Regions from separate parts of the Homo sapiens genome. Here region 2 is linked to region 1. A link is a loop called in an ENCODE intact Hi-C map of the cell type or tissue named here. Cell type or tissue: IMR-90. All regions are shown on one strand. Each heading gives the region's core, and the rest is flanking DNA. Links, peaks and the distances in the headings are about the cores only. Region 1 has its middle 87 kb from the start of LINC03125. Region 2 has its middle 12 kb from the start of THBD.

Region 1 (5,378 bases), core at 288-5,287:
AGACTCTATGAAGTTGGATGTTAACTTGTTGAATATTGATACATTGCAACCCTTTCTGCTGGCAGAGTAAATAACCTGAAAGATAGTGGTTCCATTGTCCTACAGGACATTAATCAGTCGCGTATCTGACTTTATCATTGGACTCTCTCATTCTGATATGCACTGTCAGTTTTTCCAGTCCTTTGAACCAGCTTTATCATTTTAGTTCTCTCACTAATGAACTAAGTAAATATTTGATACCAAAATATTTGTGGGGGAATCATATGTTAGCTTTTGAGGCTTGCCCTTTGATACTGTGTCATTCTGTGCCTTTGCACCTCTGCCCTGCTTTACCTGTAGGTGGAAGCCCTTCCCTGTCCCAGCTACCTGCTGTAAAAAAGCTTTCTCTGTGCCCTCTCGGGAGAAGCTTTCCCTGGCCCTGGGAAGAAGACATCCCCGCCCTCTCCACGTCCCCGTGGCACTTTGCTCATGAGGCTATCAGAGAATGTCTCAGACCACGTGGATCATGTTGGGGCCCAACCCCAGCTGTGACTGCTGTCCAGGCCTTTGTGTAGGAAGTGAGGGCAGGCTGGGGCAGGGCTTTGCGGGGGACACATCTTCAGAAGAGGCTGGGGTGGTCCTGGCGACCCGTTCGAATAAAGGAGTCCTTTTGCAAGGAGTTGTCATGCGTGTGCCAAGCCAAGGGCGAGAGACTAAGGCTCAGCTTGGGGGAAGGTGCGGATGGAAAACTTGGGCCTCTACTGTTCATCACATAAAAAAGGAGAGAAAAATGCACCAAGGATAGAGGGACAGAGACAAAAAAGGAGAGAAAAATGCACCAAGGATCGAGGAACAGAGAGGCTGGCGTAAAGGGAGCCAGAGTGTGCGAGGAGAGGTGAGGGGTGAGGAGGGGAGGCCAGGCTCATCAGGAAGTGCTGTGAGGCTCCTTTAAGGACAAGCCCCTGCATCCGGCCCAACTTCATAAAGGACAAGCTCTGAGTGGGGCAATCATGAGTTTCATAAGGGCATGGAAAAAGTTTCATTTGTCTTTGAGTCTTCTTCCTCCATCCAGCACATAATACATAGATGCTTGTTAACCAAGAGATTCACCAGTAAATGAATGTCTCTTATATATTTTTTTAAAGCAGGTATCCTGAAAAACATTTTCCTCAAAATATCTGCTAAAGCATTACTTATTGGTGCCTCTAAGCACATACCCTTCTCATCTGTGTTAGCACCACCCTTTTCTCTTTCTTGTCTTAAGGCTTCCACAAGGCTATCAGTCAGTTTTTACTGCCTAACAAGCCACCACATTTCCTATTGCCCCTGTAACAAACTACCACAAATTTAATGACTTAAAATGCCACACATTTGGCCAGGTGCGGTGGCTCATGCCTGTAATCCCAGCACTTTGGGAGGCCGAGGCAGTTGGATCACCTGAAGTCAGGAGTTCGAGACCAGCCTGGTCAACATGGTAAAACCCCATCTCTACTAAAAATACAAAAAATTATCTGGGCGTGGTGGCATACACCTGTAATCCCAGCTACTTGGGAGGCCGAGGCAGGAGAATCAGTCAAACCTGAACCCAGGAGGCGGAGGTTGCAGTGAGCAGAGATTGCACCATTGCACTCCAGCCTGGGCGACAAGAGAGAAACTCCATCTCAAAAAAAAAAAAAAAAAAGCTACACATTTATTCTCTTACAGTTCTGTGAGCCAGAAGTCCAAAGTGAGTCTTCCTGGGCTAAAATTGAAGCATCTGCAGGGCTGGCTTCTTCTAGGGGCTGCAGGGAGAATCTGATCTTTGCCTTATCAGCTGCTAGAGGCCTCTGGCATTCGTGGGCTGCATCATTCCAGTCTCTGTCTGTTGCCATAACTTGTCTTCTGTCTGACCTCCACATGTCCCTCTAACAAGGCCTTTGTGATTGCATTGGGCCAACCTGGATAGTCTGGGATGCTCTCTCCCCATTTCAAGACCCTTAACTTCATCACATTCACAAAGGCCCTTTTCCTATGGAAGGTGACATATTCACAGATTCTGGGGATTAGGAAGTGGACATCTTTCTCTGTAGAGGGGGGTGAGGTCTGTTATTTGGCATTTTGTTCAAGGTTAAGCACCAAAACCATGCATCCCTCTCACAATTTGGGCATTTTTCAATCCGAGCTTGGCTGACTCATGCATAGGCAGCAGCTGTTGGGCCAGCTGAGGGCTGGCTGGTTGAGGATGGCCTCAGCTCAGACAGCTCATCTCTGCTTTTGTGGCCTCTCACCCTCCAGCAGGCTAGGAGGGGCTTGTTTACATGGAAGCTGGACATGGTTCCAAGAAACGAGGCAAAAGCACTCAAGGCATATTGAGGTGCAGTCTCAGAATTGACCCAGAACCCCTTCTACCTCATTCCACTGGCTGAAACAAGTCATGAGGTCAGCTCAGGTTCTAGTGGGGAGTAAGTCAGTGGAGCTGCCAAGTCATATTGCAAAGGTCAAGATATAGAGAGTGGTGAAAGATTGCAGCCAGTTCTGCCATATGCTATGGTAAACACCTAGCTGCTGCAAAATCTTTCATTCCTTGCATATTATCAAGTACCTGCCAGGGCACAGCTTACAAACAAGAAAACAGCTCCAGGAACCCAAACTACCAAAGACTCTAAGAAGCAGCCCCTTGTCCTGTCTGTAAGAACTCTGCTCCTGACCATCACACACTGGGTTCATTTTCAACCTACTGCTCTGTACACAGCAGGGACCTCTGTGTGCTGCTCCCTATTCCTCTCTTCCTAAATAAACCTACCCCTCCATCAAGGTCAAAGCTATTCCAACAACTTGAAGCCTTGCCACTATTTCCCACAAGGGCGTCAGTCTCCCTCCCCATTCTACAGCCCACAGCTTCCATGTTAGCTTCCATGCAAACCCAAGGCTTCATTTGCCCGGCCCTGGGCCAGCACAGCACTGCTGAATCTGTGCGCTCCGTCTCCAACAGCGACACCGTGTGGCAGGAAGAAGGAATGGTAGTAATGGAGTAGGTGCAGGTTTTTCCCCACTTAGGTGTGAAGACTGACCCTCTTCTGTTTATAAGCCCTATGGTGGCTCAAGGAAGGGATGTTGTCCTTCCTGCCTTTAAGGCATTAAGACGCATAAGGACAATAAAATTTTAGTGGCTGAAAAATAAACAGCAGGATTGCGTTTACGCTCCACTTGGAGCAGGCCATCCTGGTTATACACACACCTTATAGTTGCTTTCTCCAAAACACATCTGGTTTTGGTTAACTTTTTACTTCAATATAATTTTAAGCTTAAAAAAATTGCAAAAAATAGTACAAGGATCTCTGTTTTGCCATTTTCCCAGATTCACCAATTAATTACCTATTTCTCCATTTGCAATGAAAGCAAGAGAGAAAAAGACAGACTTTTCCTTGGCTATTTGAGAGTTAAGTTGGAGAAATATTCCCTAATTTACTGATGATTACTTCAGTATGATTTCTAAAAATACAGACAATTTCTTATACACATACCTATAGTATTATTACCAAAATCAGAACATTTTACATTGATGCAATACTGTTATCTAATCCACAGTATCCATTTAAATTTTATCAGTTGTCCCTACAGTGTACTTTATAGTAATATTTTTTCAGTCCGCATACCTTTTTAAATCCTTAACGACTACATGCATACATTCAGTTGACAGAATATTGTGAGAAACTGATGAACAAGTTTAATCTTTCTACACTTTTTACCTAGCAGTGCAGGTAAGCCTAGACTCGATTGAGTAATACATAGTCCATTGAAAGAGGTATGGCCTTCCAGTGACAGTGTCAATTAATTGACCTGCAATAAGTCCAGGAGAGAAAGGTGGAACTGTCCTTTTAGGGCCAAACATTTCTGCAAGCCTGAAGTCCCTTCCTGAGTGTCTCCTAGGCAAAAGAGCAGGATTCCAGGTAAACTTCCAAAAGACACTGTTTCAGAAAAACACATCTGGCCATGTCAACTACAGAGTACAGAGAGACACAAGGACATGCCAGACCAAGAACATCGGCCTTATATGCCATAGCTGAGCTTTGTTTTGATGCAAAAATAAGTTTCTGGCACTTTTATGCCACTGTCAGGAGGAAGCTGACAGAGGTAGAAGTGAGGGAGGTGGCTAGGCTGCATTTCCAGGATGCCTGGGGTTGGGACAGCGTGTTTCCCTCTCGGGTCTAGGAAAAAACATGTTTTCTCCAGATTTGCCACCTACAGAAAATCTTATTATTTGCCTTATGAATATGAAGTCATTGTTCAAAGAGTTAAAAATAAAATAAGTGGGGAAGGCTATATTTGGCTAGGAATGGTGCTAATACCGGGTTATATAACCTCTCCCATGACACTCCATGCATGGAGCATCTCCACCAAGGGTTATGTGTGGAAAGTGCACAGAATGAATTTTACAGATTCCATGGAAAACACTGTCAGGCCCCAGTGTCCTTGTTGTCAAGACAACATCTTATTTTCATCTTTCTTCTTGCAAGTTCTCTAGCAAAGACATTATAATTAAAATCCCAACATAAGAAGCAACCGTATGTAAAATTCAGAGCACAGACTGTGACAAGCAGGGAATTGAGTGTGGAGTCCTGTGGTCAAACTTTAATAGACTTAGGACAAAATTGTATTGTCTGTGGGCCTAAGCTTCAGGGAGCTTTGGAGCTGCACTGAATCACTTTCTAGGGTTTTTATGGTTTGGGGTTTTACATTTAAGTCTTTAATCCATCTTGAGTTAATTTCTGCATAAGCTGCAAGGAAGGGCTCCAGTTTCAGTTTTCTGCATATGGCCAGCAAGTTTTCCCAGCAGCATTTGTTGAATAGGAGATCCTTTCTCCATTGCTTGATTTTGTCTGGTTTGTCAAAGACCAGATGGTTGTAGATGCATGGTGTTATTTCTGAGGTCTCTGTTCTATTGGTCTATATGTCTGTTTTGGTACCAGTACCATGCTGTTTTGGTTACTGTAGCCTTGTAGTGTAGTTTGAAGTCAGGTAGCGTGATGCCTCCAGCTTTGTTCTTTTTGCTTAGGATTGTCTTGGCTATACAGGGTCTTCTTTGATTTCATATGAAATGGAAAGTAGTTTTTTCTAATTATGTGAAGAATGTCAATGGTAGTTTGAGGGGAATAGCACTGAATCTATAAATTACTTTGGGCAGTGTGGCCATTTTCACAATATTGATTCTTCCTACCCAAAAGGATGGAATGTTTTTCCATTTGTTTGTGTCCTCTCTTATTTCCTTGAGCAGTGGTTTGTAGTTCTCCTTGAAGAGGTCCTTCACATTTCTTGTTAGCTGTATTCCTCGGTATTTTATTCCCTTTGTAGCAGTTGTGAATGGGAGTTCATTTATGACTTGGCTCGGAATGTTTGTGATTTTTGCACATTGATTTTGT
Region 2 (5,378 bases), core at 52-5,051, 170 kb before region 1:
TCACTAATATAACTGCAAATATTTAGTGCTTGCCTTTAATTTTTTGTGAAAATTAGAGATCTGAACATTTTGTTAGCACAGTAAGTATATTTAATATACCTATTATCAAATTATAACTGATAGATCCAGTGGATGGAAAGCTATGGAAGTAAACACACCTAATATAGAAAGAAATACTACTTATGGTATAGGAGATATATATATATAATTGTTACAGTAGGTAGCTAGTCAGGCCTGAGCATGGCAGGAGAGGGCTCCTCCACCACCAGGAATGTCAGACAACCATCAGATGATGGTCAGGCAGTTGTTAACTGTCTTTCTAAAATAATTTGTTGCAGCCAGTGCCAGGGAAAGCAGTCTCCCTATCAATAGAAGAAACCTCAAACTGGGGATCAGCAGCTTCCAGATAAGATCTCAGGAGCTGGGTAAGTGGGCTCAAGCTTGTGCATTAAGATGCAAAATGACAGAGTTTAATTGGTATATGACCTTCTAGGGACATTTGACTGGCAAGGGAAGAATGCTTGAAGTGAGCATGTGTACAACTCCAGTAAACAAACTGTGCTGGTAGGCCACTGAGCATGTGGACAGCCCATCCCAAGGGAAGAATCAGGGGAGAAAGGATGCAAGACCCCAGAAGTATGCCAACACATAAAACCCCAAGTGAAAAAGTCAAACCACGCACTTGTATTTCAAGTTGGCCACTTGGCCCTCTTCCAAGTGTACTTTCCTTCCTTCTTCCCTGCTCTAAAGCTTTGTAATAAACTTTCAATCCCGCTCGAAAGCTTGCTAGTCTCTCCTTCTGCCTCTCAGCTGAATTCTTTCTTCTGAGGAGGCAAGAATGGAGGTTGCTGCAGACCCATATGGATTTGCTGCTGGTAACATCATTATCTCTGAGTTGAAGCAGCATGATTTTTACTTTCTTCTCTTTCTTATATTTTCTACATGCATTTATTTTATAAGTTAAAGGCTCCACTCCTTCATTAAAAAAAGGTAAAATTATTTTTTGATAATTGAAAATTAGTCAGTTCAAAGTAATGTGGCTGGTAATACACATCGCATTTTTGCAGTCTCTTGCAAAACAGAAGCTATTCTGACTCCCTTGTAGCTCACTAATTTTCAAGAATTTAATAAAAATCTGCTGCCTGAAAGAGCCGCTCCTGTCATCTTGAGAAGGCTGGGGTCTTTGCACCCCCTGAGTTCAGTGATTGCTTCCCCAAAAACACATTTCACAAGAGGATAGACTTTATCACATGGGTTCAGCCGGGCTGTGTCATAGAGACCCATCCCAACTCACCCCATGTTATTACCAGTGAACTACTGAGATGCTAAATCTTTGGCTTCTTGGTTTGAGTTGTGGAAGGACAGATAAACAAAAGTGCCTGCTAAGACCCAGATATCTGGAGGAATTCTGTGGATGCCCTAGAGCAAGGTTGACGTGCCGTGTCTGTCAAGGGCAAGAGAGTAAACATTTCAGCTGCAGGCCTTTCAGCCTCTGTCATAACCACTGAACTCTGCCTTTGTTGTGTGAAAGCAGCAAGCCTGGTGGAGCCCCACAAAATCGGTTATCTACTGCCAGTAGCAAACCTCCCCAAAACTTAGTGATGAGAGCAATGAATATTGAAACCCTGGTTATCTGACCAAGTCAGTATTGGACAAATTTGCACAGAGATCTTTTGGTGATTTGCAGAAGCTGGTGCAGGCAGACTTCTTATTTTCATCAATATCTAGCTCCATCAGGACTGAAAACTGCAGACTAGCTACTCTAGACTTCTGGTGGCTGAGAACAAGCCTGCAGGATGGCTTGACAGCTCTGGGTAAACTGTCTGAGAACATCTTCAGCTTGGGCAGAACAGCCTTCCAGGAATGAAGATGTCACAGAGAGCAGGGTGCTGGAGAGGGCTTTACTCTGAAGTAGGGGCGGCCAATATTTGATCCCATCATTCAGAAATCCCTCTTCTACCCACAGGCCTGGCAGTGACTGAGGCTCCATCTAGCTCTGGGAGAAGAGGAAGGGAGTGGCTTCCCACTGGGGGTGCCTCAGACCTCGCTTACCTCCACCCATAGCTGGTCCACCCACCATGGGTGCTCAAAAGTAGAAGGAAGGATGGGGAAACATTCAGTCCACGTCCAAATCATCGAGAAGACTTTTCAGATTGGGAATAATTCCGAAGCCAGATCCCAGCAAGGCACTGCCAAAAAATGGCTCTCTGGGGTTTATTTTCCTTTGGAAAGGACTTTTGGGACATACGGCAAGAGGGAGCTTTCTGGGTCCCTTAAAGGGCCCTGCAGGAAAGAAGGGCAGTGGGACGCATTGTCTGTTCTCCATAGACAATAGGGCAGACTGCTTCCTCCTTGGGACTGGTAGTTACGTTTATGTTTCTGACAACCAGCTGGCCACTGAAGAAGCGTGGAGCCAACAGCTGCAAGGGATAATTTTGGCAGCATCACCCACGGTGCAAATTTAAAACTCCAGCTGGTTCTACTGCAAGCAGAATAAACACAAACAGCTGATAATAAGTAAATTCAGAACTTGAAATATGCCAGAGACACTTTATAGCCCTCTGTTTTCTCCTAGTGTGCACTCTTTGTGCTCTCATCCTGTGGTCTTGAGCGTGAACATCATTTTCATATTTTATCTTGCTATCTAAAAGTTTTATTTATTTGGGAAATAAGTAGGCTCTGAATCTGGGGGGAAAATAGTTGTCAAGAACCAAATATTTGGCTTCCTGTTTCCCAGAAAGTGTTTGCTGCTGTTTCCATTTCTGGCCCAACATTTTTCCAGAGTTGAAAATGTCATTTAAATGAGTCAGTCCCCGGGGCTCAGAAGCAATGATAAAGATGTGGACATGGCCCCAGAACGTTGGAGCACTGCTGCCTCTGGTGGACTGAAGGGCAGCTGGCATTAAAAACAGGATGTTCCTGCTGTGATACAGGCAGAGGAAGAAGAAGGGTATGCAAACCAAGGCAGTCCCCTGCAGCCTTGCCCCTCAGTGTGTGGTCCCAGACCAGCAGCATCACTGCACCTGGTAGCTTGTTAGAAATGCACAACCTCTGACCCCACCCCGACCTCCTGCATCAGAATCTGCCTGTTGACAAGGTCTTGGGGAAAAGGGTATTGGGGAATTTGCTGCACACACACTCCGCTGGGCAACCCAACGGCCTCAATGAGACCAGCCTGCACAGGATTCTACCTGCCTTCCCCTACCTTCCACCACAGTTTCAATGATCCTCTTAGGAGTATGAAAAAGGAGTGGCCAAGATTGTCAGCATCAGCTTTTATCTTCTCTCTGTGAACACATATATCACTTACCAACTTGTCAGAAAGGCAGATTCCTGGGCCCTAATTCAAACTTCCTGAATCAGAAACTCTGGGGATTGGGCCCAGCCCTGTGGGTTTTAGCAAGCTCTCCAGGGCATTCTGATGCACAGGTTTGAGAAACAACTGGCTCATTGTATGTGAGGCATGAATGAAGTGGCCTCCCAGGCTCTGCTCACATCCTCACTACCCTCATCTCTTCCTCCTGGGCTTTCCACCTTGGGTCCTGGCTCTACCAACTCTTCCTTGGATCCTGAATCTACAGTTTCTACCTGCATGGGCACAAGTATCACAAACCTTATCCTGATGGGATAGTGGAACTCCACCTTCAAGCCAAGATAAATGTAATTTGTAAAATTTTTGCACAGACAGGAGGTGCAGAGGACATTGTTATCATGAAGCTGAAAGTCATGCAATAGGATGGAAAGGAGGAAGACTGAAGGAATCCAAGATGCTAAAAGTATTAAGAATTCATAGCCCAACCTCATACTGTTGGGCTATGAGTATGTCAACCTCATACTGTTTTCTGCAAAGAAACAGAGATAATAAGTGCTTTAGGTTTTGCAGGCCACTTGGTCTGTGCTGCTGTAACAGGAGACCAGCCGCAGACCATATATAAACGAATGGATGTGGCTGTGGTCCAATAAAACTTTGTTTACAGACTTTGAAATTTTCATAATTTTACATGCCATGAAATATTTTTCTTCTTTTGATTTTTTTCTGACCATTAAAAAAATGCAAAAAAGCCATTTTTAGCTCACGCACCATACAGAAACAGGCAGTGGGCCAGAGTGGGCCTGCAGGCCATAGTTTTCCAAACCCTGCCCTACAAACATTAATAAAGAAAAAAACTTAGAAGATGCAGGACTTGCTTATGAAAACTTCCTCTACTTCAAAAAAGATATATATAGAGAAGAAAAAAACCCAACCACTAAGAAGCATTGTATTCAAATGCAAGAGACAATGGTGGGAAAAGCCCTCTTTGTCTTGTTTCTGTCCATTGTGGATGTTTCTTGTCACTGTTGTGGAATTATGGTGAGTGAAAGAGAGGGCGTTAAGAAGGAAGAGAAGAGAAAGGAAAAGCAAAATACAGTGAGTATTTAGGAAGTTGTAGAAGGCAAAGTAAGGACTGAAATGACCACAAGCTTCATATTACAAGGAGAGAGAAAAATGTGGTTCTGTTCTTTCAGTTAAAGAGAAAAACGCTTCCACCTTACTCCCCAATAGAACCACAGATCTCAGAGTTGGCTTGGCTGAGACCAGGCCTATTGGATTCTTGGCTTCCGGTATCATGCAGCTTCTGGTAAGTCAATGTGTTTGACATTCCTCCACACTCTAGACTCCCCAGCTCCCAAGGAAGGAACACCACCTTTCATCTTCCAGGTCATTTCATTCTGCTATGAAGGTGTTTCCATCTCAAAAATTGGTAGTTCATATAAAGCGGGCAAATGGGCGCCATAGTCACCACCTTACAGACACTGCACTCATTTACACACCATTTTGCATACATTTGTTCTGACTGCTCTTCAGTGAGAACTTCATTACTTTTATATTACAGAATTGTTATACTTTTAAAAAACTTTAAATATCGGTCATTTGTAGTGAGCAGCTTAGTATTTTCCGTGATGGAGTGTAATAGTTTTCCATTGCTGCTGTGGTTAAAAACAACACAAACGTATCATCTTAGAGCTCTGGAGGTAAGAAGTCCAAAATTGGGGCACCATCAGGGCTGCTCTCCTTCTGGAGAATATAGGGGAGGATCCTTTCCTTATCTGTTCCAGAGATCACCTTTATTTCTTGACCTGAGGCTCCTAGCTCCATCTTCAAAGCCAAGAGCATACACAGCATCTTCTCACCTCTCTCTCTGACCTCTGCTTCTGTGTCACATCTCTAACCCTTCTGCCTTGATATTCCATCTTTTAAGGACCCTGTGATTGCATTGGGCCAACCAGGCTGAGTCATAGAGGCAAAAGCCAATAAAGGATTAATAACAAAACCAAAGGGAAAAAAATCCTTTGACAGAATTGCCCTAGCATGTCTGGTTTAGCACGTGAGCAAATAC

What was found. Hi-C counts contacts between places; a loop is a spot of excess contacts. Peaks named below come from ENCODE experiments on the same cell type or tissue, not always from the same donor. Only the 100,000 strongest peaks of a DNase experiment are listed, where the experiment ranks them.
Region 2: a loop joins it to region 1, with 3 times the contacts of the local background. A loop is called at or near these places in 50 of 110 quality-filtered maps.

The regions. Positions count from the first base shown.
Region 1 is chr20:23,232,657-23,238,034 of GRCh38, forward strand. No RefSeq gene overlaps it. Among named protein-coding and RNA genes, the nearest start is that of LINC03125, 87 kb to the left of the region's middle. RefSeq lists a silencer at 2,776-3,070. In IMR-90, for the core only: a CTCF peak has its summit at 2,957 (motif pointing left); no DNase peak of the experiment used is centred there; H3K27me3 peaks cover 440 bases.
Region 2 is chr20:23,059,432-23,064,809 of GRCh38, forward strand. No RefSeq gene overlaps it. Among named protein-coding and RNA genes, the nearest start is that of THBD, 12 kb to the left of the region's middle. RefSeq lists a silencer at 2,801-3,095. In IMR-90, for the core only: a CTCF peak has its summit at 2,881; no DNase peak of the experiment used is centred there; H3K27me3 peaks cover 546 bases.